2 separate regions of the Homo sapiens genome follow, and region 2 is linked to region 1. The links are chromatin loops, found by intact Hi-C in ENCODE. Cell type or tissue: heart right ventricle. All regions are shown on one strand. Each heading gives the region's core, and the rest is flanking DNA. Links, peaks and the distances in the headings are about the cores only.

What was found. A loop is a pair of places that touch in the nucleus more often than their neighbours do. Peaks named below come from ENCODE experiments on the same cell type or tissue, not always from the same donor. Only the 100,000 strongest peaks of a DNase experiment are listed, where the experiment ranks them.
Region 2: a loop joins it to region 1, with 11 times the contacts of the local background. A loop is called at or near these places in 11 of 110 quality-filtered maps.

What each region holds. Positions count from the first base shown.
Region 1 is chr2:128,324,135-128,327,048 of GRCh38, forward strand. No RefSeq gene overlaps it. Among named protein-coding and RNA genes, the nearest start is that of HS6ST1, 6.7 kb to the left of the region's middle. In heart right ventricle, for the core only: a CTCF peak has its summit at 1,675; a DNase peak (open chromatin) is centred at 1,717; H3K27ac peaks cover 1,383 bases.
Region 2 is chr2:129,395,697-129,398,610 of GRCh38, forward strand. No RefSeq gene overlaps it. Among named protein-coding and RNA genes, the nearest start is that of LINC01854, 120 kb to the left of the region's middle. In heart right ventricle, for the core only: a CTCF peak has its summit at 1,708 (motif pointing left); no DNase peak of the experiment used is centred there.

The DNA.
Region 1 (2,914 bases), core at 173-2,672:
GTGCTGTGGTGCTGTTCAGGCCAGCAGAAAAGAGGGAGGCACATTTCTGTCAGCAGACGGGATGGGGTATGGCTCACACCTGCTGGGCTGGAGGCTGTGCTCCACCCAGGGCCTCAGGCTGTGTCTTTGACAACAATAATCACCCTATGGGCAAGGTCTGCGTGCTGAGCCCTTGTCAGTCACATCTCTTATAATCCAACAGCAGCTCTGTGGGCCTCTCCTTACAGATGGGGAGGCTGAGCCCCAGGGACATGAGGCCACTTGCCAAGGTCACAGAGCCAGTGGGTGCTCAGCTGAGGCCGCGAGGCTGGGAGAGGCACCCCTCAGGTAAGGGGGCTGGAGAAGGGAGTCCACACCAATGCCACCCACGTCTATACCGTCGTGACTGCCATGCAGTCTTGACCAGCCTTGGGCCGGGTGAGGGCCTCCTGGTACGTGTTTTGCCCTTGACTTTGGCTTTTGGGTGACTGGGGTTGGGACACTCCTCCTACCCTCAGGCTGGTCCCTGGAGGGACCACCTGGGCTGGGGGCCAAGGAGGAAGGTCTCAGCCTCAGTTGTAGGAAAACAAAGTTAAACATTATCATTAGGAGTAAAGGTGCTATGTTCACACCCCAGCTCTGTCTAACCAGCTGTGTGGCCTTCACCAAGTTACTTAACCTCTCTGAGCCTTGGTTTCCTCATCTGTAAAGTGAGGATAATAATGGGACCTACTTCATAGGGTCATGGTAAGCAATAAGCAAGCAAACGCTTATTCCACAGCCCTGTCTACGCCAAGGGCTAGGTATTCCTACTGTCGATTTGTGGGAAGCACCCTATCAGCATCCGCATATTCAAAACCAGCTACTCGGCTTCTCCTGTGTGCCAGGCCCTCCTGTGCGCTGGCCTCCTCTGTGCATGATTGTATTCAGTGCTCTCGGCTGCCCTATGGGCATAATTCCCTCATTTCTCAGGTCAGGGAGCTGAGGCTGAGCAGAGGATAGTGACTTGGCCAAGGGGACAGTGTCCCCTCCCTGGTGAGAGCCTTGGTTGAGGGTCCTCTCCACCTTCCCATTTCCCGACTCCCAGCCCTTGGAGAAACCCAAGTCCTGGGCTCCTGGGCAGAGCCTAGCCCCCAGCCCCCAGCCCGGCCTGGACCACGTCCTCCTGCCGGGTGGGGTTGTAAGGTGCCCTGCTGCTGGGCTGTTCCTCCTGTCCTAGGGTCTTGACGCGCTTACCTTCCTCTTCCATCTTTCCACGCCCTCCTTTGACTCTATCTCTGGTGCCATTTCCAGGGTTTGTAGCTGAGCTTAGAAGAGGGGAGCTGGAGAAATGGGTCTATACCTCCTTGTCCAGACCAGAACTCAATCATAGCTTTTTCTTTTTATCTGCTCCCATCTTCTTGAGAGCCCATCCCACTGTGTGGCAGAGAAAACCTGTATTACTTCCATCCTGTAATCCCAGTCTGATCCAATAATTGTTAGGCTCTATTTGATTTCTTGACTTTTGTTTACGAAGAGTTTAAATTCACACAGAAGTAGAGAGGGTAGCACAGTGAGCCAATTCCTGCCCTTACCCGGAGTCTCCGGCTTCCACGGCTGGCAGCACGTGCCTGTCCCTGCTGCAGCCTGCCCTCTCCAGCGGAGCACCAAAAGCCAACCCAGGACAACACAGGCTTTCCCTGCTAGTGCTGCCCTCTGCTTTCTAGCTTCAGGTCACCCTCGGGCCCTGTCTCAAGGCTGCTTGGTCCCTACTCACACACCCCAAGAGAATGTGTGGTCTTCCGAGATCTGAATTCTTTGGGAGTCCCAGAGGGCCCCAAAGCAAGAGCAAAGGGCGAGGTTCATAGGCAGCGGCTGGCCCCGGTGTGAGCTGGCCACTGTCCAGCTAGGGAGGCTGATGGAGCCTGCTTGGCGTGCCATGGGCACAGGCACCAGGCCTGCAGCTGGCAGGACTCTGGGCCTTACCACAACCCCCAGACCTGGCTGTCATGGGAAAAGCCCAGCCCCGGTGGGCCATGGGGGGGCCAGCCTGCCCCTGCCCATACCTCAGTCAAGCTCTGCATCCCCATTTGAGGCATAAGAAGCCTCTGGGCTCTATTTCTGCCACAGAGAAACCCAGGAAGGACAAACTCAGCCCCTCTGCTCCACCGTGTCTATCCTGCTGGGCCTGCCCTGCAGAGCAGCCTATACCCAGAGGCTCCTAAGGGCAGACAGAGCCCCTCACAGACACCTCTGTATTCCAGGACATCTACTCCTATCTTGAAATATTAAGAGATAAAAGATTTACAAAATCCTCATCTCAACAAAGTCTGCCTTTCAAGCCCGTGGGCCAGGTGCAAACTCAGAAAGCCTGGTTTTGGAATTCTAAAGCCGAGTTTTCATTCTTGAGAGTCCAGGCCGCCTGAGGCAAAAAGATGCCTCCTGCAGAAGAGGGAGGTGGCAGGACCAGGAGATGCAAATGAGATGGGTGTATTCACATATTTCAAACAATGTGATCAAGTTGTACAGAACTGAACACACACACACCAATGAGAGCAGGCAGAACTGGGGAAATCTGAACAAGGTTGCTGCTGTCCCCGTGTTATAGCCTGCTTGAAATACTGTGCTGTATTTCCACAGGATGTTAGCCACTTGCCACTGGGGGAGACTGGTGAAGGAACTCAACTGCGTGCAAACCCACAGTTATAATAAAAAGTTTAACGTGAAGAAAAGCACATCTGACCAGGTGCAGTGGCTCCCGCCTGTAATCCCAGCACTTTGGGAGGCCGAGGCGGGCGGATTACCTGAGGTTGGGAGTTTGAGACCAGCCTGACCAACATAGAGAAACCCCGTCTCTACTAAAAATGCAAAATCAGCTGGGCATGGTGGCACATGCCTGTAATCTCAGCTACTTGGGAGGCTGAGGCAGGAGAATCGCTTGAACCCGGGAGGTGGA
Region 2 (2,914 bases), core at 221-2,720, 1.1 Mb after region 1:
CTTAGGAGAAATACCTAATACATGTGAGTCTTAAAACTTAGATGACTGGTTGATGGGTACGCAAACCAACATGGCTCATGTATACTATGTAACAAACCTGCACGTTCTGCACATGTATTCCAAAACCTAAAGTATAATTTAAGAAAAAAAAATGTTTGTAGATGTGTGTATGTGCACAGGGTTGTATATGCACGGAAATTCCCTTGCTAGATCAACTGAGAGGGTCTAGAAGCAACTACACCCCACTAGTAATGATCATAGCCAATCCCTAGGTGTGGTTTATACTGTGATTCTCCTATAAAGTAAAACAGGGATCCTTGGAGAAATGGCTGTTTCTAGGGTTGATACAATACAGGAATATGCAATATGGGTCTGGAGCATCTTGTAATGCCAGAAGTTCTCAAAAACATATAAACCCACACAGATACAGTATATCAACGGAGCACAGAAACCAACTGAAAGAGTTCCCAGTGGTCAAAGCTGGAACAATTAGAGTAGCACAATAAATAATGCAGTATAAAATTTTTAGCTTAAAATATAAAATAAATAGCCATGAGTCCATGCTCATATAAAGAAATTATTGAATAAGTATGGGCAGAGTCCAATCTCTTGTGCAGAATAATTTCAAAAATTGTATGTAGATATTCCCCTAAAGTATGTGGGCTGTTCGTAGTGGCTTCCTGTCAAAGGAATATGGAAATACGGAAAAGGGGAAAATAAGAGTAACTTTAGAGTAGAGAAACCTCACAAACACTCTCAGCCAGGTGGTCAAGGTCAACATCAACAGTAATAGATATAGGTCATGTTGGAATAATGGAGTCTTGATATGATGTACCTCTCTGGTCTTCTTTCCATAAATATGTACATACATATACAAATCCAGTCTGATTTGAGAAAAGCAGCAGACAAAATCCAACAGAGGGCATTCTACAAAATACCCTACCAGGACTCCTCATGAGTATGGATAAAGAATGTTTTGAAAATTCAATTAATATGCCTAATATAACAGATGAAGATAAAGCCCAAGTCAGAAAGCCCAAAGAAAGTAGCAGAAGGAAAACAGAAATATAGCAAAAAATAAGGAAAATATAAAAGGAGAAAGTTCATCAAAAAGCAAGTGTAATAGTCAATTTATTATTTTATTTAACAGCTATTTAGTGAGAGGTGACTCTGTGTCAGGCAATCTTCCAGCACGGGGAAGAGAGCAGAGAAAATGTGATACAAATACCACTGACCTCAAGGATCTGTGTGCTGGGTAGGAAGACAGTTCATTACCATCACTAAGTCAATAGTAGATTGATTAGTTAATGATTAGTAACATGGAGAAGAAATATGCAAGGAAGGCAGTGTTATTTTTAATCAAGTCTTCATGAAAGCCTCTCTGAAACTAATATTTGAGCAAAGAACAGGCAGGAGGATCTGTAGGGGCAATGCCTCGGGCTGAGCTTATGCTTGCTGTGTTTCAGGAACAGTAGGGAGGCCTGAATGGCAATGCAGTCTGCAGATCCACAGGTACTGGCGTGACTGGCATCCATACACCCAGCTTTACACAAGAGGGTTGGACCGCATCAGAGATGGCAAATGTGTAACATGGTCCCTGCAGCTTTCATCACAGCCAGCACTAGAGACAATCCTGATAAGTCACACTCCCTTTTCCAGGTGCACCCTCAAAACCTATTGCCATCATATGCTGCAGCCCACTGCCACCTACAGGCCAGAGGAGACAGAGTTCCCTTCTACAATGCTATGGCTTTCTTGAAGGAAGAGGGAAACATATGAACTCAGTAGTTACCTGTCATCTGGGAGTGTCTTGAAAAAACTGAACTGAATGAATGGGGGCTGAATTAGAATAGGATGAAGAAGAAAGTAGACACCATGTGTAACAGCCAAGGCAGCAGCTTTGAGAGGTAGCAGAACATGCCCAAGTTGAGCATTCTCCAGGGTAGACTCTGGGGACACTGAAGGTTCAGAGAAAGTAGATAGTGAATGTCCCATTGTCCAAAACGTCTGCAAGCTCCAGGCCTAGAACCTCCCATTTGGCCCCCTCACTTTGCTGTGTCTTCCTTCACTTTGTGACAGCACTGCTGTTCATTCTCCTCGTGTCTTCTTTAATATATCAAGTAACCACAGCCTTCTATTGCAAAACATTGCTGTTACTGAAGAAACAAATCTGTCCTTCTCTATTTGCATTCCAAACACTGAATAGAATAATTATATCAATTATAATTTCTCCCAGTTTGACATGGTCCAAGAATAAAAGAGATGAAAAACATTGCAGGGGAATGCCATTACATTATGGCCCTCAAGAGTAAGGGCTTAATTGGTGGTAAAATAAAACATAGTACTAGGTATCAAAAGGCTTTTCTACTAATACCAAATTGCTTTTTCCCAGGGAGGACAGACCGGTACAATTTAATGTCTAGGAGGAAAAAAAAGTGACTTCCCTTCTGCACGTTGAGCAGAGCGCAACAGTCTTTATATGTATATTTAAAGCAAAATTTAAAAAGGGATTCTGTAAGTTGAAATGGGGACATGAGGGAAGGCCCTGATGAAGCTGGAGATATTGAGCCCCTAAATTCTGATGAGGCTTCTTTGCCACTGGAAAAGGCCTCCTAATCCCCAGGAAAAGAGTTCTCCCTCGCACAGGGGTAGCCGTGCCTCTATCCCATCTGAGGGTGTTACCTCTGCATTGCCTGAGGAAACTGCAATGTCCTCCCCTGAGGCAGCTGCCATGAAAGACAATCCACCCCTCCTTGCTTCTAGACTTACAATTCAACTAAAGTCCCAACAGGCTCATAAAGATGAGGAGATGCATTATACTCACCTATTTGATTTTTCAATCAAAGAACTAACAAATTTTTCTAATTATATAGGCAGACATTTGGGAAGCTGTGTGGGAATGGATGTTGAGAGT